Regions from separate parts of the Homo sapiens genome. Here region 1 is linked to region 2. The links are chromatin loops, found by intact Hi-C in ENCODE. Cell type or tissue: MCF 10A. All regions are shown on one strand. Each heading gives the region's core, and the rest is flanking DNA. Links, peaks and the distances in the headings are about the cores only.

Region 1 (5,000 bases), core at 1-5,000, 1.4 Mb before region 2:
AAATTTTTGTATTTTTAGTAGAGACGGGGTTTCACTGTGTTAGCCAGGATGGACTCGATCTCCTGACCTCGTGACCCACCCACCTCGGCCTCCTAAAGTGCTGGGATTACAGGAGTGAGCCACTGCACCCGGCCAAACAGCATTTTAAGAGTTCAGCTGACTAGGGCTGAACAGTGGTTGATTCATCATTATTAAAGACATTTAAGAGGGTAAATGAAATCTTGGTGAGATTAACATAAAGGAAGAAGGCAGATGTGTGACTCAAGAGATGCCTTCTAACTTTGGTTTTGTTATTCTACAGTAGATTTTATGTATTTTTGTCTAATAATCATTTCCAAACTTATAAGAGTTGGATCACTATTCTAGCAAGACTTTAAAGATAAGGAGTTTATGTTTTCTTCCTCATGATGCAGTTAGCCTCAAAGAACTCTGTTTCATCCTGAGTATCACCCTAATCATTGTGTGCATTGAGTGGAGGGAGGAGAGCTCTAACCACAAATGCTGGTTTATATGGACAATGCAAGAAGGAATAAATACTTCCTACGTTTGTCCCACACTTGGAAAAAACCAGAAGATTCGCTCTCTTCCAAGGATTTATTAATACCAAATGTTCAAAAAAGAAGCAAAAAGAAAAACGTCATCTCATTTAAAAATAATTTGTCTGGAGACACCGAAAGGGCAATATTGCTTCTTGGGGGATATTCTGTGTTTATGATGGGGGCTTAAATGGTTCCAGGATAAGCCATGGCTTAGAGCACCTAACCCAGGCATATTTGCTATGTGTTTTACAGGCCCTGATCGGTGTTAGAATTCCCCCACTCCCACTGTAGTGCCAGAAGAGCATGTGGTTAAACTGTCTGGCCAAGAGGATGGATTTGACATCATGGTGTAGGAACTGTGCCATCCTCGAGATCTTAGTCCAGAGACTTATCTGTATTTATAACACACTGCTAATTACAGAGTAAGGCCATTGGTTAGGCACGGAAGACACTGAATGTACACATATCAACATGTGTAGGAGAGCAGCCCTCTAAAAAAAGCTCTAAAGCTTCAGTGTGTTTAAAAGTCTGGTGTTAATCAGCCCAACATCATGCCAGAAGTAGAACGTATTTTACAAAAGCAATTGGTCTTTTAGACAGTGTGAGTCTTTTGGGAAAGGGGACAAGTCAGGATGGGAGTTGCTTTTTAATAGTACATGTTTTTTGTTCTATAGACCATTTATCTTGCCATTTCTGCAGAAAATATGTCAACTAATTCACGAATACTTGTTTTTACTATGGCTGCCAAAATATCCTAAAATTTAAATGAATTTGGAATTCAGGTGTTATAAAAAGGATTGAAAGAAAGAGAAGGAGGGTTGGAGAGAAGGCAGCTGTTGTTTCAATTCTATTAATTTTAGAGGCAAGAAAAGGCTTTTTTTCCCCATTCACAAATTGGAGCCAGTTTACTGACACTAGTGGCTTTTAAAAATCCCAAACCTATAAAGTCAGATTTCAGTCTCCAAGCCCTTAAAATAAAATTTCTTTTATTCAGTCTATCAAGCCAAACTTTTGTATGTTAAATTGTATTCTTTTTCTTTGTCCTTGTTCATGGCTAACAGATTTAATGCTACCAGTATTTTTTCCAAATGAAGAATCAGTATACTTTGCTCAATATGTTAACAAATAAAAAGATTTTTTGAGGAGTTACAACAATAAATACGATTTTACTTTTGTTTCTCACATTTTCAGAAGGGTTTTACTCCCCTGCATGTAGCAGCCAAGTATGGAAGCCTGGATGTGGCAAAACTTCTCTTGCAACGCCGTGCTGCCGCAGATTCTGCAGGGAAGGTAAAGATTTTCTATACGTTATAATTATGTAACAGTGAAGGTGATAGATTAGGAGATCTGTAAAGACATTTTTCTCACTTCTCTGAAAGGAATGTGAGAGCAACTGATGAAACTATCCCAAATAGACATGGTGGCGATGTCTTCCATGACCGTCCAGGTACATACACACTGATTCAGAAAGCATTTTGAGCTGTGCCTCAAAGTCTTGTCACAACAGCCCCAGAAAGTCTCTATATTAAGAAGAATCCCTGCAATGTTAATGTAGTATTTCTTACATAGCAGTTTAGACCTTTTTACATTGTGACCCTCAAGATCCCCTTTGCTGGTGGTATGCTCATTTTCAATTTTAGTTATGTTTTTAATATGAAAATTATTAGGGATTTGTTTATTTTCGTTCTTTTTTCTATTGACTATATTAATTCATTAACATGAATTTAATCAATATCAGTTTCCAGGCATCCTGGTAGCTTCAGGGCAGCTAACCCTAATTTATTAATGCTGAAACTTAAACACACCCTTTACAGAACGGCCTTACCCCGCTCCATGTTGCTGCTCATTATGACAACCAGAAGGTGGCGCTGCTGTTACTGGAGAAGGGTGCTTCCCCTCATGCCACTGCCAAGGTGAGGACCACAGAAAAGGATTTACAGGCATAGGGTGTAACTATCGCCTGAAAACACATGAGAATTGTCTTTTAAACACATGGTATAGTATAACTGCGACTAGTCCTAGCGATAGTAGCTTTTGGTATTGACACCCTTTTTTTTCCCTTGTATTTCTGCCAGTTGCGTCTTGAAAATCTTTTTTAAGATTTTTTAAGAGTCAGCAAATATTAAGGGGATGTGCCTATAAACCAGTAGAGATGAATCTTATTGCTAACATTCTGTGTGTTAGAGAATGAAGTCTGAATTTTGAGAACTGAGAAATAAAGTCATTAACATATTTTCTCTTCTCTCCTATAAACCAAATGCTATGATGAAAATGTCCTTTTATACTCTCATTCTTTCCGACTTCAAACTTCTATTTGTTTCTTTGTCTTTTTTTTTAATGTTTTACCTGTGTTAACTGTAGCATGGATCCCTCTAAGTCCCTAGATTCAGAGGTGGTGGGAGGATGCCTTTTTGGTGTATATCTAGCACCAAATTCCGAAACAGCTCCAACTAAGACTTGTACTTACGGACAGGGCATTTCCCACCATTCTAGTTGGCCCCTTATTACACTGAAAATATATATGAATGTCGTATAATGCATAAAGTCCTCATTGCGTCTTTCGTTCATTAATTAAGCACAGCTATTTTGAGAACACATCAGGGTTTATTTAAAAAATATTGATTGTAATGGGAAAATATTTATGCTATATTAGACAATATAATAAAAAAACTGCCACCATTTATTTGCCAAACACTATGCCGAGCACTTTACAGGCAATATCTCATAATAACCCCATGAGACTGGTATTCTAATGATCTCCGTTTTGCAGATGAGAAGGTGAGATTTAAGTAGGTTAATTTTCCAAAGTCATATGAATAATAAGTGTTAGAGCTTGTACCTGTGTTTGACCTCAGGCAGACTGACTTTAGAGCCGGTGCTCTTAACCACTAGGTCCTTTGTGCCCCAAAGCAATAGAGGGAGATTTATTCCACTTCTGTTATACAAATATATACATATATACTCATATGCCTATTTAAATTTTATACATATTATAAATAAAAAATAGGATATATACATAAAATATGTTCTGTATAATATATATTTTATATATAAATATATTATATATATCATAAATATATAACTTTGTACACATACATACATATACATCTACATATATTTATATCTTTTTGATGCCAATAAACAGTTTATAATAAAGTACTTGAACTGTCAAAAGAGGGTGCCAAATGTTCATAATTATCCACACTGTTCTTACTCCTCTTTTTTCTACAACCTCATCAATTCAGCACATATTTTATGTCTTTCTTTACACTAGATTATAAGCTACTAGAGGAGTGTTCATATCATATTCATTTGCATATCTATGAGGTGTTTAATAACATATGTGAGTTCCCAATAAATTTGGATGAAAGAATGAAGATTGAGCAACTATGGAATAAAAATATACCTGCTCACTTAACATACCAGCATTTTTTTTTTCATTAGCTTTCCAGGCTGACCATTCTCAACATAGATACAAAAGACTTCATTAGTACTCATGAGTACTTTCGTTGAACTCTTACAATGTGCAAAGAAAGGATTATAGGTACTCAATGGGAGGTAAAATTGTAAAACGTGTGTTCTCTTTCCACAAGGGACTCTCAATCTACTTGTAAGAGAAGACCTAGATTATAAAATAATGTGTATAGTTTTCCTAAGGAGATAAACATAGCCTTGATTTCTAGCCTCTACCTTGTATGGTCCTTAATCTTAGGCATGCACGTACCGAGTTCAGAAGATGACATAAAGCATTTGTCTACTCCAGAGTCCACAGTAGGATGGGTATTCTGGGAATGCCTCTCTAGTGTCTTTCACTTATCTGCCCCAGCCTGTCAATGAACATGAGCCCTTCATCTTTGGGGCCACTCCTAGAGGGCTCCAGATGGTAAGATCCCCACTGTAGTCTCCACTTTAGACTCTCTTTCTGCTCATTATAATGTCTCCTCTCCTTAATACACACGGTCCTTTGGCCACGAGAACTTTGCTTCTTTCCACCAGAGTCCAGAACCTTCTCTTAGTCTTTATTGGGAGTGCTGCAATTATTTGAGTCCAAAAATGTTTCCTCTTTGTGGAGTAAGAGGGCTTTTCAGATCTTGTAGGTTGAGTATCTACCAGGCAAACCTCCTCCATTGCCAGAATTGACACCTTCTTTGATGATCGCTTATGTTGTTTTGCTAAAATATCCCTGTACCTAACCTTAGTAGAGCCCATGCTGTAGGCAGTGGGGTAACTAAGACTAAAGAAACACATTGTAGCAAAAAGAAGTTGACTAAACTTATTTGGTCCACAAAAATCTGTGTGTCCTTTTTTTCAATAGAGTCTATGGACACAAATACAGTATTTTGAAGCATCTGGGACCTCTGATCAGACCCTGAAAAGGCTTCCAAGCTGAATTTCCTTCAGTTGCTTCAGGAGAAACATTGTTTGTCAAAAATGAAAGATACTTATTCTTGCTTGGAGAAA
Region 2 (11,735 bases), core at 3,298-8,297:
CTTATTAAATCATTTTCAGATGATATGCTTGGACATTCCGCTTTGTTACTAAATCGTGAAATTTACCTGTAAGATTCTTTATGAATGAAACAATTATCTTGGATTTCTCTTTCAATATTGCAGAATCTATGTCTTTAGTATCTTATGATGCTGGTTCTGGAAGAGCTTTTATAAAGAAAACAACACGATCAGTAACCCTGGTCCAAGAGATGTGAGAAAATGAATAGTCACATTTTTGGTATAGTATATCCATGCAAACAATTGTAGGTCTACATTATCACTTTATAATCATCTCACCAAGTAATCTGGAACAGAATGTTTAATTCCATGCTCTTTTTGTCGTAAACACAATTAAAAACCTACCTATTTTCACATGTTAATGTTTCATTTTCTTCTCTCTTCTTGCTTAGTGCTTGTCTGTGTATGTTATTTAGACTTCTCAGCAGGATAATACACTTATTTGTTCATTCAGAGAAACATGTACTGAGCACCCACTCTGTGCTAGGCACAGGACTATGTGTTGTGGGAGACCAAGCTGAAAAAGACATGGTCTTTGGCACAAAGACCCTACTGTCTAATGGTAAGTTTGAAAACAAGAGGTTTTTGAAGGTGTGATGTGTGGGAAATGCCCAGGCTGAGATTTCTAGTACAATTAATATTCTCAAAGGTAGTTTCATCCAATTCTCTGATAAAAGAGCCATGGTAACAATGAAAAACATAAAAATAATTACCTTAAGTACTCAAGAAATCAAGCAACAGGTAATCATTTGAGAAGCCTAAGATAAATTTTGACTAAATATAAAATACCGTGTGGCATGAACGAAAGAGTCCTATTAGGCCAGAAGAAAGGAAGACCCCTGGAGTTTAAGAGTGGTAGAGAATAAGAACAATTTGCTGTGGTTCATTTCATGTAATATGAGTTAAAATTGAAATCCCAAACTTTGTTAAATACAACACTGCTCTAATGCCAGACTTTGGGAAAGTCATGGCTCTATAAGCATCATGCATACAAAATGTAATTTTTCCTGCTCAGAATCAGGTAGTGAAGACAAGAAAATCTCACTTTAGTTCAGCAGAGGCACACTTCTAGATGTTATACATTGGGCTAATCACTGCACCAACTCCCAGGTGTGGCTCTTCATCAAAATTCCCTGGGAAAACCCAACTATCTGCCTACTGTACATCTGCACCAGAACAGCTGAATACTGCTGGAGAACACTACAGTGCTGACTGGTTTGCTCATTATACCTATGACTGCAATCTTAAATGGCCTCTCAACACTGCTATCCATCTGTTTACCTTTTCTTAATAGATTTGCTATTTTTAAATTCTCTTTCATTAATTCATTAATCTTTTTTTAAATTGTTGTTGTTGAGACAGAGTCTTCCAGGCTGGAATAAAGTGGTGCAATCAGTGCACTGCAGCTTTAACCTCCTGGTCTCAAGTGATCCTCCTGCTTCAGCCTCCTGAATAGCTGGTACTACCAGCATGTGCTACCATGGCCAACTTTTTTTTTTTTAACCATTTTTAGAGATGAGGGTCTCATTATGTTGCTTAGGCTAATCTCGAACTGCTGTCCTCAAGCAATTCTCCACCTCAGCCTCACAAAGTGCTGAGATAACAGGTGTGAGCCACTGCACCCAACATTTTCCATTAATCTTTCTACACTCTTCCCTCTCATATTCAAATGATGACCATCATATTTCTTTCAGACAATAGAAATAGTCATGAACATCCTCTTACACTCACCATCAAACCTACCCACCTTCCCTGCTTCAGTATTTATATTCTTTTTGCCCGGATTCCTGTTAAAATACACAATGTCTCAGCACCCACAAAAAGTTAGTTCCTCTCCATTTATAGTTTGGATCACATTCTGATTTTTCAAGGTTTTGCTACAGTAATTAATCACTATCTTTCCTATGTAATTTATCTCCATATATAGGATAATAGAAGAATAAAAATATTTCTTGGTATCTCTCATATCTTAAATTCTTAATATAGTGTCTCCTTCCAACAAATTTATGTTTTCTCTTTCTCTTTTATAGCAAAACTTCTCAATAAGGTACTACTACTTTTTATAAAGCACATTTTTGTGGAACTCACACATTCATCCTATTGAGCCTGTTTTTTCTGAAATCACCAATGACCTCTCTTGCTAAATAAAAGGTTCATTTTTATGTCTTTGTCTTAGTCAAGCTCAAGCTTGCAGCATATTTGACATAGTTTCCTTTCTTAAAATGCTTTTAATTTTTCTCTTTCTTGGTCTCCTCTTCTATAAAAGGAGTTAAGTACTTATGTTTACCTATATCATGTGGCTGTTGTGAGGATGGAGGAGTTAATACTAACACATAAACAGTATTAAATGTGCCTAGCACATGATATTTCTCAAAAAATGAAAGCTGTTACTGTTTTTAAAATAGGTACTCTCCTGTTCCCTCTCCTATTTTGATATTTCAGTGACTGTTTCAGTTTTGATTTCTGGCTGTGCCTCTGCTGCCTGACCTATAAATGGAGCAGGGCTCAGGGCTGGGCCCTCTTCTCTTGTCTGTCTTAATTTCCTCCCTGTATAATCTCACAGAGCCTCATGTTTTTGATTATTATATGTACATTAACATCCCAGATTTATATCTCTACCTCTCATCTATCTCTCGAGTTCCCAACTTAACTACTTGTCATCTCTTTTTTAAGTGTAATAAGGATTTCAAATTTAAAATACCATAACAGAATCCATAATTTCCCCCAAGATTTTTCCACGTTGTAAATGATACCAATATTTTTCCAGTTACTTAAACATCTCAACTGCTGTATTTTTCTCAGTCTTCACATACAATCAAATAATTAAGTCCTATTGGTTTTACCCCTATAAGTTTTCCTAAAACACTTCATCTCTTGCCACCTCCAGCCATGCTCATCTCTTGCCTGGCCTACTGCACAAAGCTCCTGGAGGATCTTCCACCTTCCATCCTTGGCTTTCTAATATTAAGTTTCTACTCAACAACCAAAGCCCTCTTCAAAAACCGTAAAACCTGTCGTTTCACTTCTCTCTCAAAAAGCTTGGGTTTTCTAAGCATCCCACCAAGGCCTACGGGTGTCTACCTGTTCTTGCCACTGTCTGTATTTTCAATCTGATATTCTACCACATTTGTCTTTACTCACTAAACTTCAGCCTTACTGCACCTTTTTTCTTTCTCAAATATGCTAAGCCAGTTTCCTTTGAGAGGTCTTTGCAGTGCATGTTCACTTTTCCTGGAATACTTTTTCTTCAGTTTTTCATGTGGATGCCCTTTCTTCTCCTTCAGGCCTCTGTCTAAATGCCTTTTGTTCAGAGAGGCCTTTCCTGATCAACCAATTTAAATTGGTCTTCTCCAGTGGTTTATGATCGGATCACCCTTTCTTAATAACTCTCACTATTATCTAAAATCATGTTACTTATGTATTTCTTTCTTTACTTGTTTTGTGTTTACTTCTCTCAATGAGAAGGCAATCTCCACGAAGGCAGAGATCTTTGAATGCTGAGTCCTCAGTGACCAGAGCAATGCCTGGCACATGGTACTTGGTAAGTAAATATTGTTGAATAAGTAAATGTTTAAGAAGGCATATTCCCAATAAAGTGTGAGAGCAAGCCAGGGCAATTCATATATCCTCTCTGTCGGTAAAACTGAATTTTATAGATATCCTTTCCTTAAATATAAGTTAACAATATAAAAGCATGACAATTTCTGCCATCCCCTACATTTTGTCAACATGGACTTGAATACTATAAAATATTTGGGTTATAAGGAATATGGAATATCATATGAAAGTTTCTAAGAAAGGTTTGTTAAAAACAGTAACTTATTTTCTCAATTTATCTCCGGTTGCTATGACTAGTTGGTCAATTGTCTTATTTTCTTCACTCCTGAATTGTTTATAATAATCTCTGCTTACCTGCAAGTATAAGCTGCAAAAATAAGATATGTCTCTACGTTAAAATTTGCCAATATATTACTATCATTAATATTACAAGTGGCATAGGTATTACTTGCAGAATTAGAGATTAGTACAGAAAAAGCCAAAGTCTCTCTTCTCATGATTACTGCCATGTGTTATTCATGCATTTATTCATTTCTTCAACAGATACATACAGAATATCTAATGTGTGCCAGGAAATATACCTGAAGATATGCAGTGAACTAAATATATACCATGCTCACTCTTTTCTGAATATCATACTAAAGTAAATTATTAGTATGATCGACCTATCAGAAATATCATAATTTTGAGTCGGCATTATATATGACAGCCTTGGAATATATGATTTCTTTTCTTTTTCTTGGAAGGATTGAGTTGGTGATTTAGTATATGAATTTAAATTTTCCATCCTGGTCATAGTCAATGTATTCTCCAAAACATAGAGATTATCTTTAAGTTGGGAAATTTGCAATAAAAACATTATTCAGGTCCTAGAAAACAAAGTATAATTAATGAGTGTTCAAAAAAAGAATAAAAATGCTTAATCAAAATGGTTCCAATTATATTACATTTTATCTTGAAAAAAAAGATACTACAAAGCACATTCAGGGAAAATATTTAATACCCAAAGTGATATTTGATAGCACATTATGAAGAAAAAGTCTACATTGAAGAGAATGTATTCATTATTTATTTTATTATGAATGTTTCCTTCCTGCTCTCTTTCAGTTTGGAAGTATGCCAATTCAGATGAACATCAACTTACTCTAAGCAATAAAAGTAGATTATTAGATTGGGTTTTTCAGATAAAATTATACATGTTGCATGAAAGTTTGCTTTTTAAAGGAATTCTACCATAAAACTATATGAAGCAAATTATTTCATTATTATTTCTTGTGGGAATAAATACAATGAATGAAAAGTATATATTAAAATTATTTAAGCTAATTAAACATGTAAACTCAATTATCAGATTCTCCATCTTGGGGCTGATAATAATAGTTACAAATGATATGAACAGTTTCAACTGCTAATGGTGTTATAATCCTCCCAACTGGTGAGTTATCTTAGAGTGAAAGAGGACAACTTGTACTTATTTTCCAATAAAAATGGCAGAGAAATTACATGCATGTATATTTCTGATAAATATATATATAAATTATAAAATTACTCTCACACTGGCAATGCCTATTAATTAGATCTATTGGGAGTTTTGAAATGATAAAGTAACTTCTCTATTAATATACATTTGGGTTATTTTTATGTATTTTTAAGATATTGCTGCATATGGAAACTCATTATTTAAACATTGAGGAATTAGATAGACTATTTTACTAAAATTATCGTTTCCTGATTATGCTGAGAAATACAATAATTTTTCTGGCAGAGGTCAAATGGCCAAAAGCTGGATGGCTGATGTTCTGATGAACAGATCTTTGATGACATCTAGTGGTGAAATGTAGATTTATTTATTCACTGTTCTCAAAGTTTTAAGATGTCAATGTTGTATATATCTTGAGAGACATTGAGATAAGTTGGAGATTGAATAAAATGGAGAAATTTGGTAATTTTTGTCTTCAGCAAAGATACCTTAAAATGGTTAAGAACAAAGGGGTAGGCAGAAAAGAGATAAACAACCTTTAGTAAACATTTTTACATTTTAATTCTGAGAAATTTGTGTAGAGAATAAAATTTAAAACTGTAGCTTATAATATAAATATATTTCTTCGTGCAATTATGTTTAGCTGATGTGAATATGCTCCATTTATGTGTATAAGCACCACACTTGTTCTGATTAGGTGAATTTCAGTAATATATGGACTTTTAAGAAAATTTAAAAGAAAGCCAAAAGACAACCTGTGTATATATTTTCCATTTATGATAATCTATCATTATTTATATTTTTAAATGACTGAATAGACATGTCCTTATACTTAGTAGCAGCAAATTTTGTTGACCTAGGCTTATTTTATATGTGTTTTAAGCAAAATAACATCACAAGCAATGAATTCTAATTTTTGCTAGGTTTTCAGGAGCAAAATTATTTATACTTTTAACAAATCAACTCAGACCTTTAATCAGCATGTTTCAGCAGCACAAACATGCTGGAGACTGTCAAATTTTGTCTTCAGACATATATATACTAGCAGAAATTGGGGCAAATTATTTGATATCATTAAGCCTGAAACTTATTTTCAGAATGAATATATTGGATTAAACCCCAGTCTCTCTTTGAATCCAAACATTCTTTGATTTTTATATGATCATCTATATGCTTTATTTACTCTTTGGAACAAAGTTCTACCAAGGAGTAGGGGGAAAGTGTCACAATTATATTTCTAAGACTCTGTTTACAAATTACAAGTGAAATTGGAATTTTGTTAATTATCCAGTTAATTTAATTAGTGTTTAAATTCAGACTCAATTTGTCATAGCCTAATTTACCTACATTATTGTGTCTATATTGACTAAATTAAATGTTTAGCCTGCACTTTGCTATGTTGACTTAGCCTGTAAACTGACAGAGAAATAAGAGAGTACATAACAATGTAAACTAGTATAGTTTCTCAGGGGAAATATGTTTTCTTTACACTAGATAAGCTCCGTTGTGTTAATCACACTGCAAATGAGCAATAAAATATTTGACATACATGATCAAAATGTTATAGTCAGTTATTTTTATTAATTCAAAAAATATTTACTGAGTACCGATTATGTGCTCAGCAAAAAATTTTATATTGATAAAATTTGTTTTGTGGTATCTTTTCCCTAGCAGTCTCCAGCACGTTTGTGCCACTGAAACATGCTGACTAAAGATCTGAGTTGATTTGTTAAAAGTATAGATAATTTTGCTCCTGCAAACCTAGCAAAGATCAGACTTCATTGTTTGTGATGTTATTTTGCTTAAAACACATATAAAATAAGCCTAGGTTAACAAAATTTGCTGCTAGTAATTATAAGGACATGTCTATTCAGTCATTTAAAAATATAAATAATGATAGATTATCATAAATGGAAAATATATACACAAGTTTTCTCTTGAATTTCATTTAAATATTCTTATATATTTCCAAATATATTTCCATATATTACTATGTGTATATATTTACTATATATTACTATATATGTTACCATATATTACTATATGTAATATATTTTCATATATTACTGAAATTCACCTAATCAGAACAAGTGTGGTGCTTATACACAGAAATGGAGCATAATCACATCAGCTAAACATAATTGTTGACTGTTTTGAAAACATGCTTTCAGGAATATCTTTGTGTTTGTTAATTCTGCAATATTCACATTGTTTTATTAAGATAGAGTCCTGAACTGAAATTGAATTGATGAAAGTATAAGAGTACTTTATAGCTTTCGGTAGGCATTGCCAAACTGCTTTCCAAAAAGACTTAATAGTTTACAATATCACTAGTACTTGTTTTTCTACCATGCATCATTATTACGAAGTAAACTTGTTTTTTCTTGTTTTGCTTGTTTGCTAAGTGAAGTCTGTATCTCATTTTGATTTGAATTTTCATTTCTTTAATAGAAAAAGATATCTGTCTGTACTTTCTGTTGCTATTTAAAATTTGTCTTCAGAATGTATATAAACTTTGAAAATTTTGGCAGATATATCTCCTACTGTATTATTTGCCTTTTACTGTTTTTGCATGGTAGTTTAATTTTTTTCTTATCTGTCTTTTCTTTTATGAGTTCTCCCCTTGTTTTCAAATGTACAAAGGCACCTCTGTCTCTTCCAGGATATTGAAAATATTTGGGTCTAGTTTCTTTTAGTTGTATGCTATTTCATTTTTAAAGCTTTACCTTTTAATCCACTTACATTTACTTGTGTTTGATGTAAAATATTTACCTGAATTAATTTGCTCCCAAATTTTAAATAATTGTCCCAGTACTGCTTATTATATAATGCTTTCTTCACTCTATCATGGTGATATTTTCTTTGTCACATAAAGTTTTATGTTCAGCAGGACCCTTATCTTGTTTAGGGCGACATTTTTCTTCTTGCTTAGGTTTTACACTTTTGCATGCTTTCCCCATCCTGACTTTGATGAATATTAGTTGAATGAATGGCTATAATTTTTAATATGTTTTATCACCTGATAAACTAATTGACATTCAAACCTCCTGTCATCAAGTTTAGGTATCTGCTTTTTTTACATTTTACTTATTCCTTTTCTCATTTCAATGTAATTGTGTTCAAATCTCTCCTAAATATGTTTGATCTCAGATGTACCATGCAAGGACTTCTGAAAATCCAGCTTCACTTTTACAATGTAGCACTTTTTCCAAGTGCATATTTTGTGAGGCTTTTAACATTTATCAATTAGCAACTAGACACTGACTCAGAAACAAAAACAACAAAAAAAGTGTTCAATGAAATGGCCTGAACAGATGGCCGATCTAAGACAGGAAGTCTTCTTTTTTCTGTTTAGTCCACTGATCCTTTTTATTCTGCAGTGGAATAAGGATGATTTCAAAGTTACTCTTATGCTGTTCTATGGATTATTCTGGGCTGTTTATGGATGAATACAAGGTAACCATTCAGTGGAGCAATGTTGCTGTTGGCTTAAAACGTAAAAGAACAATGCAAGGACAACTGACCTTGGTACCCTAGTATTCTATCTTGAACATATATTTGATATTCGCAGCCTCAGTCTGAAGTATACATTTGAAAAGTAAGACAGAAAAGACATGTGAATATAAACTCGGTTATAAATACTCTTTATATCATTAAACATAGACTATTTGGAAACATTCCCAGGATATAAGCAGTGATTTATTTGTTTGGGGAGGTAGGCATGGAAATTCCTCCCCTTCTCACTAAACAATCTCATTCGAATTCTTCATGTTCGGTAAATTCTAAGCACTGGGGAATACATTTTCCTTCCTATAACTCAATGTGGTTTGCATTAGTCCTTAATAAATATATTATGATATGCTATATACGTCAGTTTGCAGCTTTAGAAATCATTGTGTAACTTCCTGCCAACCACCTCCAAAATGTACAAATAGGCTATTGCATACAAGGTGAGTAACTGTGTATCTTTTAAAATTGATTATTATCCTTTTAAAAAAATTAATCATCCTCACTTGTACACCAACCTAGAGAGAGTACTGACCTCTTGTAAGCAGTTTTGAAGGTTATTCAAAGTGGTAGTGACATTTTCAAGTCGTTTTTCAAATGCATTCATTTTTGAACCAGCGGGACTTTGTAGCTGCTGAAAGAGAGTATCACAAAGTCATATACACCAGGCAGCAACAATGATATAATTAATTGAGTTGTAGGTAAAATTATGTAAAACAGCTTGACTTTTGAGTTCATCAGTAAGGTGTCCAGTTCATTTTTTTTTTTTTTTGGCAAGGTAAAGCTGGCAGTGATATTTTAGTGGTACAATACTGACATCCAATGGAGAGACAAATTAAATCTTATTTCCTTTGAAGAGCTAAAAAAGAGTTATTATTTATGCTGTTTCTAAGAGATCTTTCACATTGAAGAATTCATTCAATTTTAAGACATGTAAATTTGTATCTCTGTATCGTCCCTTCAAAACAGTATTATAATTTTCAACATAGTTGTATAAATATGCCAAAAATTTTCAGTTGTAATCTTTTTGTTGTAGTTGCTTGTTTGGTTGCAGGTTTCTCCCTGCAAGAAAATATTTGTTTCTTAATTCATCAGGATATAATCACTAAGTAAATAAATATCATTTGCTTATACATAACTATATTTAGGACCTTAAAATGAACATAAAAGATATGTTGTTCATAGTAAAGATAACCAGTTATTGCAGATATTTCCCCATAATATTTTAGAGTTTAGCTGAGTCAACGTTTGGTTGATTTTCTAATATTGCATAATTAGATGTATTTTAACAATTAAAAGAATCTTAAAGAGCTATTAGTGCTGGTATAGTAAATCATAGCCAGTGTAAATGAATGTTTGTAAAAAGTCATTAATGTCAGTGGAAATTAGAACCTCGGGCCTGTAGTTTTTCTGTCAGCAGAAGACAGTGTGTATTCTGCCGAGGAATATTGACTGCATTCTTATTCAAAACCCAAATAAGTTTGATAATTTAGACTAAGCCATATTGAAAAAATTTGAAAAGGGACCGGGATAGACACCTTTGTGTGTGTATGTATGTGTGTGCACACGTGTGTGTGTTTTCCTACTCAGCACACCTCCTCAATCTTTTGACAATGAAGCACCTCCTTATTGGGGGGTTCTATGTAGTTTGGGTGGGTTAAATTCTTTCCTCCAGTGACAGGGATTTGCATGTGACCCATGACTGGTTAGTCTGAGTAATTCATCTCCTGCCCACAGTGACAAGTGCAGGGATCAGAACACAAACCAAGCAGGAGCTATTTTTTCAGATTCTGCTAGGATTGCTAAAGTTATAGGACAGGAGCTTTAGACTCAATGGCTCTGGTTCCCTGGATCCAGCTGCACCTGATCTGGCTTTATTAGGTGCATGAGTTAATCCATTCATTTGTGTACTTAAGTTAGTTTAAGATAGGCTTATGATTGTTGTTGTTGTTATTATTATTATGATTGTTGTTTATAAGGGAAAGAACCCTGAGCAATGCAGTGAACACAATACTGGTGACTGGCATGAAAATTTTGAAATAAATTATAATATAATTCTCTGCAACAATAGATTTATGCTACCAGAACATATCACTATTTCACACAGTCATTGCACTAAGAGGTTAAATCAAGTGAAACTTCTCTATTAACCATGAAGGGAAAAAATGGTTTTAATAAAAATAGTTTTATTAAAAAGTTTAAAAATCACTAAAAAATAGAAAGCACTAAACTATTGATAGGGTGGAATAAATCAATAATTTTCTTACTAATAAATTCAGTGATCTGGAACAAATCACTTTCTTACATTTTTAATTTCCTTATATGTTTGATGCAGGAGTTAAACTCCATAACATAAATCTAGCTCATACTGAATACCTGACTATTATGACGGCAGAAAGACTATATCTTCCAATGTCAGATAGTCTCCAACACAAAGCGAATCAGGAAAAATACAAAAACAAAAACAAACAAAAAAGAAATCACTAACAAACATAAAACTGGAAACAAAATGTATGTACGAGGCTTTAATACCCTTAGGAAATCTGTTTACACTTTTGTTTTCTTTTTACAAAAACACCTACACCAAAGAGTTTACTCATTTGTTCTTAGTTTTGCCTTTTGCTTTTCAAACAATGTTTTGGGTTTTGTGAAGTTTAGGAATATAAATTTGTCTTTTTTTCCCTAAAATATAAGAAAATCTTGCATACACTGGAATGTGGATAATCAGATTAACTGCAGTTTTTTCATGTATTCAGCAACTTAATTAATCAACACATAGTTATTGAATAACAACGGTGTGCTAAACACTTGGCAAGAATATTCTTCTATTATTTTGAAAAACAAAAAATATTGACACTGACCTATTTGAGACAGAACAGATGAAGGGGTTTGGGTGGTTTTAAGCATAATTTTAATTAGCACATTTTTTTCAAAGTCTTGGGTCTCTCTGTATACAGATTTGAATTGAGAAAGACAGGGATGGGGCACAGAAAATACTAACAGGGACAAGTGCTTTCAGGTCATATTTGAGATTTACTGCTACTCTTCGGTGAAGACCACTGAAAACTAGGAACTTGAGGTAGATTCCCTTCTTTCACCACTATAGAGAGTCAATAACCTAAACTCATTTTATCTGTTCAATATCCCGGAAACTAGGAAATTTTTGTTTAGT

Evidence for each region. Peaks named below come from ENCODE experiments on the same cell type or tissue, not always from the same donor. Only the 100,000 strongest peaks of a DNase experiment are listed, where the experiment ranks them.
Region 1: a loop joins it to region 2, with 4 times the contacts of the local background. A loop is called at or near these places in 11 of 110 quality-filtered maps.

Annotation. Positions count from the first base shown.
Region 1 is chr4:113,276,107-113,281,106 of GRCh38, forward strand. It overlaps ANK2 (ankyrin 2), which reads left to right. Exons shown (of 46, transcript NM_001148.6): 16 at 1,731-1,829; 17 at 2,354-2,452. Among named protein-coding and RNA genes, the nearest start is that of MIR8082, 130 kb to the left of the region's middle. RefSeq lists a silencer at 2,297-2,471. In MCF 10A, for the core only: a CTCF peak has its summit at 2,407 (motif pointing right); a DNase peak (open chromatin) is centred at 2,405.
Region 2 is chr4:114,689,586-114,701,320 of GRCh38, forward strand. No RefSeq gene overlaps it. Among named protein-coding and RNA genes, the nearest start is that of MIR577, 39 kb to the left of the region's middle. In MCF 10A, for the core only: a CTCF peak has its summit at 5,391 (motif pointing left); no DNase peak of the experiment used is centred there.